Regions from separate parts of the Homo sapiens genome. Here region 1 is linked to region 2. A link is a loop called in an ENCODE intact Hi-C map of the cell type or tissue named here. Cell type or tissue: heart right ventricle. All regions are shown on one strand. Links, peaks and the distances in the headings refer to the core of each region. The heading gives the core; the rest is flanking DNA.

Region 1 (8,341 bases), core at 290-8,289, 350 kb before region 2:
AATATTTTATTTAATAGTTTATAGAAGTATAATTGATGCACATAAAAACCTGTGCATATGTTTAATGCACATAATTTGATGAGTTTTTTAATATGCACACACCTGTAATCCTTTTATTATTATTTTGTGTTATTATGGACTCAAGGTAATAAACATTATCAACCACTTCCAAAAGCTTCCTCGTTGCCCCTCCCTTGCTTTTGACAGTAGAATGCATAACATGAAATCCACCATTTTAGCACATTTTTAAGTGCACAGTGCCGTATTGTTAACTATGGGCACTAGGATGTACAGCAGATCTCTAGAACTTACTCATCTTGCATAACTACAACTTTACAGCCATTGAACAACAGCTTCCCATTTCCTCCCCCCTCTAGCCCCTGGCAACCACCATTCTATTCTCTGCTTCTGTCAGTTTGACTATTTTAGACACCCCATATAAGTGGAATCATGCAAGATTTGTCTTTCTGATACTGGCTTATTTCACTTAGCTTAATGTCTTCCAGGTTCATTCATGTTGTTGCAAATGGTAGGATTACTTTCTTTTTTTAAGGCTGGATAATATTCCATTGTAAATACTTGTGAAATAATAAGAAATAGACATTTGGTCTCTGTCCCCGTTTCCTGGAGCACAGCTCCTAAAACCTTTGAAATCTCTGAGGTGGTGTCTTTTCCTATGCTAATGAGATGACTGGGTGGCTGAATAGCCTTGTGTTGGGGGTGCTGGTAGGCAGGGGAACCCACCACGAGATTAGAGGGGTGGGACTTTTAGCCCAGTGCCTGCCTGCTGCTCTGGGGAGGGGAGGGGGCTGAAGTTTGGGCTGAGCACTAATGGCCAATGATGTAATCAATTGTTGTATGCAATGAAGCTTCCATAAACCCCCCAAAGGACAGGTTTGGAGAGCTTCAGGGTTGCTGAACACACGGAGGCGCTGGGAGGGGCGTGGAAATTCCCCGCCCCTTCCCCGCACCTCGCGCTCTCCCATTTGGCCGTTTCCAAGTTGTATCCTTTATAATTAATGGGTAAATGTAATCAAGAGTTTTCCTGAGTTCTGTGAGTCACTCTAGTAAATGACGGAATCTGAGAAGGGGGTCACGAGAACACGTGCTTTACAGCTGGCGGGTCAGAAGCTCAAGTGACCTGACTGGACTCTGAAGTGGGGATAGTGTTGCGGAACCCAGCTCTCAACCTGTGGGTGCTGCACTGTCTCCATGTAGATAGTGTACGTAGACGGCGTCAGACGCGAGTTAAATTGTAGGAGCTGCTGGTGTCAGAGAATTGCTTGGTGAGGAAAAACACCCCACACATCTGGTCACAGGCGTGATCCGTGTTGAGTGTGGTGTCAGAAGGGAGGTGTTCTGGAAGTATTGAGAGTGGTGTGAGGACAGTAGGAGGAAACTGTTTTCTATTCGGTACGATGTTTTCTGCATCTGTTTATCCATCCATGGGCATTTGTGTGGTGTCTACCTCTTGACTATATGAATAGAGCTGTGGCTCATGTAGGAGCGAGTGTAGTCATTTTGATGGCTCATGGTCCCTGGGACACATTACATATTTAAATATCTGTCAATTGACCACATTTTTTTTTGTTGTTTTTGTTTCTGAGACGGAGTCTCGCTCTTTTTCCCAGGCTGGAGTGCAGTGGCGCGATCTTGGCTCACTGCAAGCTCCGCCTCCCGGATTCATGCCATTCTCCTGCCTCAGCCTCCCGAGTAGCTGGGACTTTAGGCGCCCACCACCGCGCCCGGCTAATTTTTTGTATTTTTAGTAGAGACGGGGTTTCACCGTGTTAGCCAGGATGGTCTCGATCTCCTGACCTCGTCATCCACCCGCCTCGGCCTCCCAAAGTGCTGGGATTACAAGGCTTGAGCCACTGCGCCCGGGCGACCACATCTTTATCTTAGTATTTCCAACCACAGCTTTTCCTCCAATACTGACATTTATATTTTATTGACTGAAATGTTAATTACATGTAGTTTCTTACAGTGCCTTTTATCAACCCAAAGGAGAAACTCAGATTGAAGTAAATTCAAGCCTTACTTAAATGTCAACCAGATTGCATTTTCTTTAATGGAAGTAGCTGCTATGATATCATCCCAGATAGTTTTCTCCATGCAGCTCAAAGTTGTCTTGGAGGTGTGTGCCACGGTGCAGCATCGCAGCCTTCCCGTTCACAATCACCTTGTATATGGTTAGAATCATCAAGTCCATCTTCTCATTATTTCCCTGAGCTTATGTTAAGAGCTACAAGTTACTATGTAAAATAAAGATAAAGAATTTTTTTTATATTAGTAAGAGTGTAAATAGCATGTCTCAAGTGATGCAGAGAAGGTATTTCTGAACTCAGAAAGAAATGAATTCACTGCAACTCCTTTGAGGGAAGGAAAGATGAGCATCTTACCCGTTTTGGTCAGATCCCACCTTTGCCAAACCGTGACAGCGAGCATCTGGCCTGTGGTGCAGGAGACCGGTCAGGGCCATCCTGGAATGCCGTCTCAGATGCCGATTCACTCTTTCTTTCTTTTTCTTTCTCTCTTTCTTTCTTTCTTTCTTTCTTTCTTTCTTTCTTTCTTTCTTTCTTTCTTCTTCTTTCTTTCTTTCTTTCTTTTTGCGTCAGCGTCTCACTCTGTCACCCAGGCTGGAGTGCAGTGGCACGATCTCTGCTCACTGCAAACTCCGTCTCTTGGGCTTAAACAATTCTCGTGCCTCAGCCTCCCAAGTAGCTGGGATTACAGGCACCCACCATCACACCAGGCTAATTTTTGTATTTTTAGTGGGGACAAGGTTTCACCATCTCGGCCACGCTGGTCTTGAACTCCTGACTTCAAATGATCCACCGGTCTTGGCTTCCCAAGGTGCTGGGATTATAGGTGTGAGCCACTAGACCTGGCCCTGATTATTTCAATACTGGAGTGATTTTGGCTGTGACAAGCCCCCCGCAGTGCTATAGCTGGCACTCCTACCTTTTGGGAGAAGACACTGTATTTTAAATACAGGTCCTTGAAACATCTTCCTTGAAAACCTTTAGTCTGAATCCATCTGATTCCTGGGTAAGTTGCAAGGGGGCTATGTTTGCTGCATGTCTGATGTGGAATAAAACATTTAAAATTATATTGAGGCTTAACTGAATTTAAGTGTATCCACTAAGAAGGTGAGAACAACTTCTAAAAATAATAAATGAGAAGGAATTGGGGTGTGTGGGGGGGAGGGGAAAGTCATATGGTTGGTGGGTACATTGTGTGTCTACTTGAACTCATGTTTTGTTTCCATTTTCAAACCAAGAAAATAAATTAAGAGAGATTGGTAATGGGAACTAATCTTAAATCCCCAGAAATGAACCACATTTTGAGTATTATTGCGTGCCCTCTCTCTTTTCCTCTCTCCCTTTCTCTCTCTCTCTAGGTCCCAAACCTGTTCTTTAATGTGATACATGGAAATGAGTGGTGCAGTTCATTAGCTCAGCCAGTAGAGGGAATGGCTCATTACCACGTGCAAGGCTTCCCCCAAATCTCCTCCTATGCTCCAGTGTCCTGTTAGTACAACTTTGCAAATAGATGCTGTCAAGGGAGTTCAGGGCCAGTGAGGTGTGATGAGTTGACCTTCATCTTTTGAACTGTGTTCCTATAACTTTCTTTTTTTTTATGGCTGTCTCTGATTTCTGTCTCTATTTCTGTGTTTCTGTCACTGCCTTCTTGACCTCCTTTCTGGGCATCTCCTGGTACATTCTTAGAGTGTCTAGTGTGCTCTCTCTGTGCCCACCAAAGCTAGAAACCCCTTAGGCACCTCTTGTTTTTCTAGAACACTAATTTTTCATAAAGTTTCTGTTCACAGAGGGAAAATACTGGAACATTCTCATTTATTGGATCCCTTATTCACCCTAGATGTGTAAGCCAAAACTTGTATTCATGGCTGAGACAAGTCTGCAAACAATTTTCTGGACTTTGAAGACCAGGCTGCCTCAAGTTTGGAGGTTTTATCTATTACCCATATAGGCATCACTGTCTTAATTTTAAAGTTCAACATGTGAGGGAGAAAAGTCCCTATATCTTACTTTTCATGCTCTGACTTTGCCTCTACTTTTCGTTACTGTGTGTGCTTGAATGAATGTGCTGATTTTAACTCTATCTACGGGAAACCTTTTTCTATTATTAGACCGTTGTAATGTTCAAGAAGCACTCACCAGGCTGAGCGTTTGCTCAAAGTCAGATTTTCCCCAAGTCAGATGTAGGAGAATTTGTGAAATATAGTCCCCAGTAAAAGTTGGCACTGGATTGCATCTCTAATTAACAATCCTGCTTATGAATTTGGATTAATATTTGATAAAAATTCATTTGGCGTGATCTAGCGCCTCCCTCCATCACGCTAGTTTGTTGAGACCATAGGCATGCAGATTTCATTCCATTGGTAGATAACAGCATAAAACATTTTCTATTTTTAAATGAGTCACCAAGAATCCTGCATTTCTGTAGATGATTTATCATATTATCTAGCCACTCGTGTGGAAATGCATGGAGGTTTGGTTTTATGGCAAATGTTGTTTAAAATATCAGGACATGTTCTTGTACCACGTTTAGGGTCGTGGTATGGGAAGGCTGTCTGCAAAAGATGAGGAAGTTTGAGCACACTGGGTTATTGTGGCCTAAACCACTTGAGGGTAATGAAAGCCACTCCTGTAGGGCTGCTTCTAGCCGTGCCAGCACCCTGCTAGAAGTGCCATGTGTGTTCTAGCACACTCCATGTGCTACATGCTGGCATGGGATTCTGACAAGAATGTTGGGGTAGGCACTGCTACCACTGTTGCACAAATGAGAAAACTGAGGCTGGGAGAGGCTGGGTCACTTTGATCTCCTTATGCTGCTAGTAAGTGACAGAGCCAAGATGCACACCCACCTTGGCCTGAAACCTGAGCCATTCACTTTCTTCTCCACCCCAGGCTGCCTCCCGAACTCCATCATTGGAGTCCCTGGGTAATGACTGTCATCTCTTCATGGCTGTTTGGATGGCATCACTCACCTTTTCTTACATTTCTCTCTGAGCAACTTTCTTTTCTTTTCTTGTAGGTCTTAAATCCCTCTGTTCTAGTTTACAGACTCAGAGATGGAAAATATTGAGTATGAATTGCTAGTAAAATTGGTTTGTTTCATTTTTGGCTTTGGAAAACAAGGTGGATTCTTTCACCACAAGATCATATCCAGTGCATTCAGGGGTGAGACGGGGCCAGGGTTCTTTCAGGTGCAGCAGGCTTTGGTCTGTACCAGGGATCGAAGCACGCCGGGAGTTACAGGGTGCTGCAGAGGAGCAAATGAAAGGGCTACCGGCAGACACCTTTGCTCCCCAAATCAGGTAGAAGAGACCTCCTACGACTATTGGGGTGCTTCCAGCATTGAGGACTCCTGCTTGGCAAGGTAGAGTAAAAAATGTGTTTATTAAAGAACTAGCGGTGGAACATAAATGGATGTTGAAATAGAACAGAACCAGGCGAAACAGCCCACCAGCAGATAGCCATAAAAATTAAGGTTACAAAACAGAACACATACTTTGCCCTGCTCCTCCATCTCTGAACTCAGGGTCAGGCCCTCGGCCTGAACTGTGCTTCCCAGCTGGTGTTTGCTTCACTCCAAACAGTCTTTCTAGGTTTCTCAGCCTAGGCTAAACCAAGGTGTCATTTCTCACCATCTCTTTTATAAGATTTATTTCATATTATTTGTGTTTGGGATGGCTGCCTTTGAGTTTTTCTAGACAAGATACAGGCTCCTTTTTGACACCCTAGACTTCCTGGGAGGAGGACACAGGAGAGGAGTTGGGAGGTCAGGACAGAGTGGAGAAAGTGATTGCCTACATTTTCTGTGGAATTCTTAGCCAAGAGACCTCAGAAGATTTTGCCCCTATTATATACAACACACCTCTTTCTTCTTCCCGTCATTAATTAACCTCTTTGAAGAGTGTCTTGGGCCCAAGACTCTGGCTCCATCTGAACCTTCTTCCAAAAAGAATGTAAATTTCCTTGTTCTCTGCATTGAGAGACTTCACTAAGTACAGACACAAGAAGAAAGGGCTGGGAATGCGATGATATAGAGTACCCAGATTTCACATTCTAGATGCAATGCAAATGTTCCTGGCAGAACAGGGGTCATTTTGCAGAGGCAGTTCATAACTTGCTTTGCCAGGATTAGTCATGGCTCCTACAAGTTTCCAGTTTCTGCAGGATCTTTGTGTGGGGATGCCAAGAGGGTAGATAGAATTTTAAGAATTTTGCTTTCATGTCAAGATAATTCAAGTAAGTTTTCTGTTTCCTTTCATTTTTTTTGTAGCACATAGAATGTCTTGGGATTTTTAATGCACCTCTCCTTAACACCTATAGAGTCTTCAATATAAAAATACTAGGAAGTCCTTAGATTTTATAAGATAGAAATAATTGTGAAGAAAATAACTGCTAATGAAAGAAGTAAGTTCATCAGGCTTTCCTCATAACAATAGAAAGCATTTAAGGTCTTCAATATACTATAAAGATAATACCTGCTTGCAGTCTTTTAAAATCAGCAGTATTAATTTATGAGCATGAAATTAAGCACAGAGCCTCCCCGAATACAACAATTCATTATTATTATTGGTCCTTTGAAAGACTCTCTATAAATTCAAAGTCAGAGTCAGCCTTGGGGAAACATATTAGAATTGCAGCAGAAATATAGGGAAAAAATACAACTTTGTTTTTTGTACATCTGGGAAGATCTGGGCAAGGTAAATATACCAGGATGTGCAATTCAGATGCAATTTATTGTTCTACCTCTTTAGCAGAAAAAAGTGAAAAGGGGAAGAAGAATAATCATTTTCCTATATTTTTATGGTGGCTATAAATGTCTTCATAAATAGGGCACCTGTTCAAAGGAATTCTTTTTTCTTGTATGCAGTGCTAGAGTGATTAAGCCAATGGAAAAACCAAGGAAGAATAAAATTCCAAGATTCGATACTTTCTGGGGAGGAGGTTGGAAAGTCAGTGGCCTTTCAAATGTTAATCCCTTGTGATTTTGCCACTTACTGAAAATCCTTTTCTACTAATGAAGAATACATTAGGAAAAAGCCGTGATGTTTAGTCTTCTTGCTGATATTTGGTACCAAGCTATGCAGCCCTCACAGAACCTCTAATGAAATATCTGCCATGGCTGATCGTGTGTATGTGTCTCAGTGAGCATACAACATTGATCAGGGCCTCGGGTTTCTTTGGAGTGAAGTTCAGTGGGATAGAAAATTGGAGTTTCTGCTCATGCCTGTAATCCCAGCACTTTGGGAGGCCGAGGCGGGCGGATCACGAGGTCAGGAAATCGAGACCATCCTGGCTAACACGGTGAAATCCCGTCTCTACTAAAAATACAAAAAATTAGCCAGGAGGCTGAGGCAGGAGAATGGCATGATCCCGGGAGGCGGAGTTTGCCGTGAGCCGAGATGGCGCCACTGCACTCCAGCCTGGGCGAAAGAGCAAGACCCCGTCTCAAAAAAAAAAATAAATAAATAAATAAAAAATAAAAAAATAAAGAAAACTGGAGTTTCTGATTACATTGTGCCAGATATCTATTTTATGGATTCAGGTCCACTATTTATAGAACCAAGTAAAAACTGTTTTAGAATTCAGAACTTGGAAAAATATGTAGCTACCTTCAAACTAGTAAAGAATTTCTTTCCCTCTCTCATTTTCTCCTTCCCATCTCTCTCCTTCCTGTCCATCCATCCCTTTGTTCATCCATGCATCCTAAGTAGTGGGATCTGTGTAACTACTTGAGTTACCTTTTTGCTTAGTCTAGCTTGTAGAAAGCTTAGAGTTAAGGTTTATACTCAACTTCTTTAATAAAAATAGTAATTATAACAGCTAACATTTATTGAGTAATTACTAGGCCTCTTTCAATGTGCTAAGTAAGCACTTTACATACTTCCATTATTTAATCCTTAAAGCTGCCCCACTAAGTAGCAGCCAATGTGATCCTTATTTTCCAGATGAGAAAGCTGGGGTTTATGGAGGCACTTGGCTTGTGCAGGTGGCAGCTGGTTAGCAGTGGAGCCTGGGTTCAAATCCAGGTAGTCTCTCTTAGATCCTGTGCTTTTAACATGACTCGGAGCTGCCACTCTGTGCCTCTTCCAGCCTGGATCTTCTGTTACAGGTGTCTTCACTCTGTAGTGCTGATCTTTTATTCTTATTTAATAGGTCAATTGTAAAAGGGCCATCTGTTTTAAAGTGCTTCCAACTTGTTTTAAAATCAGATGTAATGTAAAAAAGAGAAATGGAAGAACTCTTGTTACTACATAAATTCAGTGAGTGTTTCACCTGACTGGTATGTCCCCCCTCCTCTG
Region 2 (8,341 bases), core at 38-8,037:
TTGGCCATGCTTGCTTTGTGCAAATCAAGCCTGTCAATACAGGCTTGTGGGATTTGCTCTGCGATGTCAGGTATGTTGCATATTTTGATGCATTTAGATGTCTTCTGTTTCTCCTTCTAGTTGGCCTTCAACTGTCAAATTATCTTTACCCTATCCAGTATATTATATGCTTAGTTTTTCCATTGCCTCTGGGATAGTTATCGATTTTATGTAACTCTTTTATGCTTTTTGCATTTTTTCTTTAAAACTCTTGCTAGCCACAAATTCAGTTTTCAGTCACAGACTGGTTTGTCATTGACAGTTCCTCATCTTGTATATTACCTACTCTTATTCGTTGGCTGCCAATTAAAAGACTCAGCCCTAATTCTACACAATCAGGTTCTGACACTTGAGGTATTGCTTTTTTGTTTCCACATCATCTTGTCTGTGAAAACTTTCTTGTCCTGATTTGCAATTTTAACTTACTTTATATACTACCACTTTTAGTTCATCTTCTTTAGTGTTAATTACTTGATCAAGAATGATGGATTCTTAACAATATAGAGTGCAAACATCCTGAATCAAATGCTTATAAAGATGAAAATGTAAGTGTAATATTTTGGTTGTATTTGGCAAGAGAATCCTGAAATACTGAACATTCCCCTTGATAATTTACCTCATCAAACCAGGTCCCTGTACAGAGAAAAAAGCAAAATAATTTAACTTTTCATACTAACAGTGCCTTTAGCCCCTAGGTTACAAACTCTAGTAGGCTAGGTGAAATTCCATGGAGAATGATATTCAGCAGTCCTTCCGAATGAACACTAACAGTGCACAGGTGCTAGTCTGCCTACAGTCACCCATGAGCTGGCCTTGTCCCCATCTTTCCAGTCCACTGCCCAGAAAAATGAGAGTAGATCTGCCCATGAGAAAGCCAGAGGAGATCAGTGAGCAAGACGGTTTGATCCAAATCAGAAAAAGGAAATGGCTGCAATTTATCAAGACTCTTCTCGGTTGGTGGCTGGACACGGTAGCTCATGGCCACTCAGGTCAATCACGCCATTGCACTCCAGCCTGGGTTACAAAGTGAGACCCTGTCACTAAAATAAATAAATAAATACATGCATATGTACATACAAAGACTCTTCTCGGTAGGGGGAAGGATTTGGGAAAACAGGATGTTGCTTCCTAGGTCCACCTGACTTAGCCATATCAGAGAAGAGAACACTGTAAAAGGCAAAAGAGGTGGCCAGGTCTCTCCAAAGAGGAGATCCACCACCAGGCCTAAAGTCTCCAGGTTTCTTGGATGAACAGATTCAAGCAAAAGAGAAAAAAATATGAGGACTCATCAGTCTTGCTTCCTTGGATTGGAGGAGTTGCCCAGGCCAGACTATGTACTTCTTCATCCAAACATATGTGCACGTGCGCATACACACCAAGAGAAACAAAAAAGAGAGACTGAGACAGGGACAGAAAAAGAGAACCAAGTAAAAAGAGATGGCCAGACCTTCTTTCAAGGGAAGTAGAATCTACTTACTTCTCTTGATATCTAAGAAAATAATTCTCAAACCTTCACCCTTTCAACCAGTTTGAAAGCTTTACCTTGGGGTAAAATGAGGGGCTTATGCTAGAGGCTTACTAAGAGGAAGCATATGTGAAGGAGACAGGAGTCTCTGACATTTTCCCCATAGGGATCAGTGAATTCCATTATATACTACCTTCAATACAGAGCAGGTGAGAAGAGAGCAAAATAGGTGTCTGCTCACTTTGTTCCACCATTTTTTTAATACTATGGACTCCTTTGCCAATCTGGTAATGCCCATGGACCCCCTTCATGGGAAAATATTTTTAAATACATAATATAAATGACAAAGAATTATAAAAGAGACTTATGCTGAGATAGACTTCTACCAGTAGATGGCTCAGGGGAGGGAATTCAGGGAGCCCAGGTTAGGAATCACTGTTACACAGGGCTGAGCACCAAGCAAGGTCCCTGCAGGAAACAGGTGGCATACTCAGGCTAGGATAATTTGAGGATGATTTCATAAAAAGATATTTACAAAGCATGGGCAGGTATGGGGAAACCATGAAGTGCAATGCAGTGCATGTTTCCAGAGAAGGCAGGCCTATGATCAACCCCAGATCCAAAGGAAAGAGGGGCAGCATTTACTGGAAGGAGGGTAATTTCAGAAGAGAAGTTACTCATCTTGAGATTGGGCCAACCACAGGTGACCCTTACAGAGAGGGAGTCAGGAGCATATATGCTCTCTCCTTACCCCTCGCCTGATCTGCTGGGATCCCCAGAGGTGCCATACATTAAGCAGACTTTAAAAAAATGTAAATCAAATTAGGTTGCAAGAATTCTCATGTCCCAGAGCCAGAGCCAGCCCAAGCCCATCAATCCCCATACGGGCCGACCTCCTGCCAGTGGATATACAGCATTATGAAAAGGTGGAGCAGGGAAGGAGACGAATCACCAAGTGCAGATGATATTAGTAAAAAGTGCCTTCGCTATAACTCGGTCTTTATTTTTGTTGGCAAATATTTAGAAATACTTTAAACCATATGTGGAATTAAGAGTAATTGACCCCCCTCCCTTTTGCTAGAGTAATTTTTCTTTTGTGATTTATTTAAAAAGCAACACCCACTGATAGATTTCCCAGGAAATCTTTTTATTTGCAGGTTAGCTGGCCCGAGATGTCAACTGTGCTGAAGGAGAAATCCTTCACAAGTTTCATCTTGAGAAATGGTTAAAATCACCAGATTCTTTGGGCGCAGCTATTTGGTCTTTGAAAATATAGGTGGAGTACTTGAAAACTATTTGGAAAGTCATTTGTTCCAATGGGTTGTATTGTCATTCTGCAAATTACCCAAAACTATTTTAAAAATGAAAAAAAAAAAAAAAAACGATTATTATCTACCCACGGAGATTCATTTACAATGTATACACAATGTTCTGTGATGGTTTTACCTCTTATAATAATAGAGGGTTAACAAAGATCTGACCCCACCTGTCTGTGTTCCCCAGACAGGTGGTCAGTTACCTTGGTGCGAAGATAGTGCCGATACAGAAATGAAAATCATTTACTCTGGGAACTCAGCCTGCCAGCACGCCTGTGAAATGATTTGCATACGGTTGTACCAGGAGTTCCCAGAACTGTTCCTGGGTGTTCCCTCCTCTATTTCCACTGCTGGCTGGCTGATTCTGTTTGGGTGTATGTCTGCATGTGTCATGATGTTCTCTTTTAAAATACAGCAAAGTTCAAGAAGTTTTGCTTCCTTAAAAGCACACTTGGTGCTCAAATATGAAATACTGAGCTTTTTTTCCACAGGGCATTTTTGTTTGTTTTTGAACTGCAAAGCAGTTTTCTGAAACTGATCTTCCAGAGTGAATGACGGGAGTGTATTTTCTTCTAACGCTGGCTTTCCTAAATACTAAACTGCCACTTAGGTGTCCCGCTGGTTTATCTTCCTTTTCTGGAGATCCTAATGTTGTAGGGGACTTGATGACTAGAGAGGGCATTTGCAAAGATGAGGATGTCTGCAAAACATTCCCTTTTCTTTTTCTTTTTTTTTCAGGCAGTGATTCTCTGCAGAAGCATTTTTCTTTTTAAATGAATTCTCAGAGGGCAAACAGAGATGAAAAGGGAGGAAAAGCTGAATATTTCTGCTAGTGTTTTGACCAGAACAGCCCTAAAATGTTCTGTTTATTAACAAGAGGAGAACGGTTTGTGTAAGGTTAACGTTGGCATTACTTAGCCGGGTCACTCCTGTAGAGCGTCTGCATGAATTAGGAAAGGCTGCCAGGTTTCCATCTGTCAGCAAGGCAAGCCCGGCCACAAACACAACTGTCGTGACAACCACACCGAGTTAGTCTTTCAAATAAAACTTGTTAAAAGCTACTGCCTCCAGCCTCCACCCACTGCAGCTAACTGCATTAAATCACCCTCTAACTAGTATTTATTTTCTTCGGCATTCCTTACTTGTGCAGCTGTGGGCATGCTGGCCTTTGATTTAAAATAACCCCACCAGGATGAGCGTTTACAGTCCTGAAGGTTGAGATGTGTTGAGGAGGATGTCTGAAAGCAATGTCCCACCTGAACCTTTCTCAGGCTGCAGTGCCTGTATCCGGGCCCTCTGCATCTTCCCTGTGGGACATGGTCTGTAACTCTGGGAACTGCTGGATCAGCTGATTTCTTTCAGATGATGGCAAACCACAAAGATCCCCTCAGAGTAAGGCCATACTCTTGGTGGTGGAAGGCCCGCCCTCAGGCCAGTTCCTCTCCCCAGCCCCCCTCCACCGCCCCGGTTTTCCCATTATGATGAACTTGGGTGGCAAAAGCAAGTTTGGATTAACTTTAGCTCACCTGTGAAATCCGAGTTGACAAGGGAATCAAAGCTATCACGGAGTCCACTGGCACTGCGTCTCCTGGGGTGTGCGTTTTCTTTTAACTCACATGCTTGAAATCTGTGAGATCAAATGGCCTAGTGACCCCCTGGTAGGACTCTGTTATGTAAAAGCAATTTAATATTCTCAATATGCTCTTTTAGGTGCTAGGTCCTTTTAGAAGATTTCTGCACAGTAGAGAGGTATCTTCCCTACTGGTCAGTGTGGGCTGTAAAAATGGGCACTTGGTTAAAAAAATACTGAGGGTAGAAAAAGTGAAGTGATGGTGAAACAGATTGTGTATTTCTGTACTCTGTGTACATTTTTGAAAAAAAAGGGACAGCCCTTTCTGATTGTTAGAGGAATACTCAGCGGCTATGCCTGTATCTGAACAATGTGGTTAGTACCAAACCTTTAAAGAAACATTTATGCCTAAAATATTATGAGATAAATAGAGGCTTTTAAATGTCAAATTCCAGCTTCTGCACAGCTTCTGAGGTGTTGTAGGAATTGAAGGAGCTTATGGTGTCTAGTACTTGGTGGTGACTCAACAATACCTGTTGAGTGAATGATGAATAAATAAAAATGGTGATGGTGATGATGGTGTTAAAGGATAAACTTTAAAAGAGGATAAGATCATGATTCTCAGGCAAATATACAATCAGCACAAGTCAAAAACTGCATTTAATGTGTAAATTAATGAAGAAACCAATATGATAATATTACAATTGGTTCATAAGACAACTCAAAGAACTATATTCCTTATAGTCAGACAGGGATTGCTGAAATGAATTTACAAATGGATGTAACCTGGCAAAACTGGTCCCCATCCACAGGGTGACACAGAATTGACTACCAGGAGATGAGACACAGTATGTATGTCTACAGGCAGGAATTGTTTGTATAACTAAGAGTTTTCTACAAATCAACTTGCGTTTAGCAGAGTTGTAAAGTAGCCTAGTCAAAGAAAAGCAACCAAGCAGATGTGCACACCCTATAGAATCGAATAATCCTTGTAATAGTAGCATTCCATTGAGGGCTATCCAAAAATCCTTTAGGCCTATTTCAAAATCTTCCACAATCTTCCCCACAGTAGTTAACATATCCATAGTACATATTCAGTGCCAGACACTGTTCTGGATGATATGCTTTACACAATAATTTATTGAATCTTCCCCAGCAACTGGCCCAAGTTTACAAAGCAAGTCAATAAGGGGTCAGAATTTGAGTCCAGCCTGTCCAACTCCACCACCTCAGGCTCTTGCTGACCATGCAAAACTCCCTGAGAATGGATGTGGTCAATGGGTGCCTGCTAGCGCAGCTGAGAGGCTACTGCTACCTATGCTGGTCTTCAATTAGCATAAGATATCATGGGAGGAAAAGGGGTGATTGAGGCTCTACTAGATTATCCCAGGTCTTTGGCAGTAGACATAGGTGCATTGTGTTTTCTGGTTTTCCTTTGTTTACTCATCAAATCTGCACCTGGCATAGCGTGTTTCATCTCACTGTGATTGGCACATTCACAGACTGACGCCACAAGCCACCGTGTGACGAAAGGAGTTCATTGCAGGTTGAGTATAATGGAATAATCAAGTTAGGTTAAAAAATATATATATATATAAGCCCAAGTAAAACAGGAGGATTATGGCAAAATACGAGTCAAAAATGGTTGCTTTGGGACCCACCCTGTGTTTGCCCAGAAAGGTCTTACAAGAGGTTGTAGGCCTGCTTGTTCCTACACGCAGGAGGCCTGGCATGGCCCAGGCACTGCCTTGAATCTTTAGCCACAGGGGACCAGGCCTAGTTTTGTAAAGTGGAGAGTGGCAAATACAGAAAGCTGCAAATTCCCAAATTGGCAAAAAGTTCGTCCTATTCATTTTCTCCCCCAGTTTTACTGCTTTGTATTAAAAAAGAAAGTCCAGGAAATATTTAGTACAGTTGTAGAGCTATACCCTGGGAATTCTCAAATTTACTATCCTTGGCCTTTTACTCTCTGTCATCCCCACACACCGTAACAATGGGAAGATTATGCTGGAAGGCCTATGCATTGTGTTATGTATCTGCAAAGGCTCAAGAAAAGCAAAGCACCTGCAAAGCTCACATTCTCTTTTGGCCTCTGCCTCCACTGAGTGGGGACAGCTTATTCCACAGTTCAGTGGTCCCCAAGAGGAAGAAACCATGGTGGATTCTCCCTCATTCTGTGCGGGATCCCCTTTGCTTTGGGTAAGACCAAAGCAAAGAGAGTAAGTCATTTATAGTTTTGGAGAAGTGCAATTTTTTTTTTTTGGCTGGGTTTTTGTTTTTAAATAAGCTTTAGTCCCTTGTATGTAAGTAAAGTTTGGGCAGGAGCCCATGTTTTATTTTGCTTTGGGAAGAAAAAAAAAAAACAATGTCATGATGACAATAGGAATAGTTTAAAGTCTATATCACTTCTTTTATGTTCACCACATCTCTGAAAACCTACTTATAAGAAATTGGAGAAGGAGAGGTATTGGATCATATTTCACCTTCAGGGGGTAATGTCAGAAAGGGAGGTCTGTGAGGGTGGATGGGATTGAGGGTGGTTTATTTATTGATTCATAAATAAACCATCTGGGAGCTGGGCTGGAGCCAGAACTGATGGTGCACATTCTCTTCCTAATTCTGCATCTCACAGGTCGCTGGACATTGCCTGTGGTGGAAGAATTTACACCACAGTAACTGGCAAATGCTACAAATCAGGGCTTCCTCATTGCCTCCTCTCAGAGTGTCATTTGGTTGTTGAACACGTACTAGCACTCCACTTAGGATACCCCAGGTACCAGAACAGTGCTTGGGATACAGTTAGTGCCCCAAAAATACTTGGAAATGAAAGAATGAATGTTTCTAGGAGCCCTGAAGTAAATTTCACTCTGGTGAAATAATATCTTTAAGTTATGTAAGTTCAGAATTTTATCTTCAATTTCCCTGACAGCATAATTTAACTTACTGTTTGGTCTGCAGGTTGCCCGTTGCTTTTTCATGCTTTGCTTCTTCTAGTTTCTATACAATCTCAGGAAAAGTGAGAATTATTCTCATTTTACAGAGAGGAAAAGGAGGCTCAGAGTAGCAAAGTGTCACTGCTGTATTAAGAGGCAGAGTGTGTGTTCACTTCCAAGTTCTGGTTGATTTTCAGGCTGCTGCTTGGCTATGAGACAACACTGCCTGGCCTTACTGTGAAGGGAACCTGTGTCCTGTCATGGAAGGCAAAGAGTGTCAGGCTCATTAACTGCAGGAGCCATCCCGAGAGCTCCACTGCCCTTCTTCAGGCCTGATGTTTCTTGAAGAGCAGAATCAGTGAATTTCCAGCTCCATGTATGCTTCCCTTGTCCCCTGCTGGGAGATCTTAAAGCAGATATAATACTTATTATTAGATCATGACAGCAGTTAATACATTTTAAACTCAGAGCAGTGAAATTCGGCTTGCTGGTTTGACTTGGGAGTGTCTTGAACAATGAGCGATGAGTACATTGGCTGAGCAGAAAAGATGGAATGATATAAGATAGCTGCAATGTCTGGTGTGACTGTCCTCCCAGGCACCCGGTGTGAAGATGGCTGTCTTTGAATATAAGTACAACATTTCACTTTCTACAAGGACATCAGCACCCACCCCAGTCTGCCCCTGTGGCTTCAGGTTTTGGGATGCTTTCTGTGTCCTGTCATCAGTAGAGGAGGCAGAGGCGAGGGGATGGGAGCAGCTGGGCTCAGCTCTTTGAAGGCCTTCGGAGAAAAGGCTGAGATGATAAAGGAATTTCAATGCAACGCCTAGCAGCCCACCCACCTGTACCTGAGCCTACTCTGCCATCAGGGATGAAAGGGCAGCTGCTCGCCCATCCATTCTCTCTTCATTAATTTTCTTCGAAAATTGGGTCCCTTTACCTGCCCACTCGCTGCGACCAAATTTCAGTGTGGACATGGAAAGAGAAATAATGGGGAAGCATGTGATATGCAGAACAA

The links. A loop is a pair of places that touch in the nucleus more often than their neighbours do. Peaks named below come from ENCODE experiments on the same cell type or tissue, not always from the same donor. Only the 100,000 strongest peaks of a DNase experiment are listed, where the experiment ranks them.
Region 1: a loop joins it to region 2, with 5 times the contacts of the local background. A loop is called at or near these places in 3 of 110 quality-filtered maps.

The regions. Positions count from the first base shown.
Region 1 is chr13:21,846,073-21,854,413 of GRCh38, forward strand. No RefSeq gene overlaps it. Among named protein-coding and RNA genes, the nearest start is that of LINC00424, 28 kb to the right of the region's middle. In heart right ventricle, for the core only: CTCF peaks have their summits at 3,469 (motif pointing right) and 3,672; no DNase peak of the experiment used is centred there.
Region 2 is chr13:22,195,067-22,203,407 of GRCh38, forward strand. No RefSeq gene overlaps it. Among named protein-coding and RNA genes, the nearest start is that of LINC00540, 11 kb to the right of the region's middle. In heart right ventricle, for the core only: no CTCF peak of the experiment used is centred there; a DNase peak (open chromatin) is centred at 3,125; H3K27ac peaks cover 520 bases.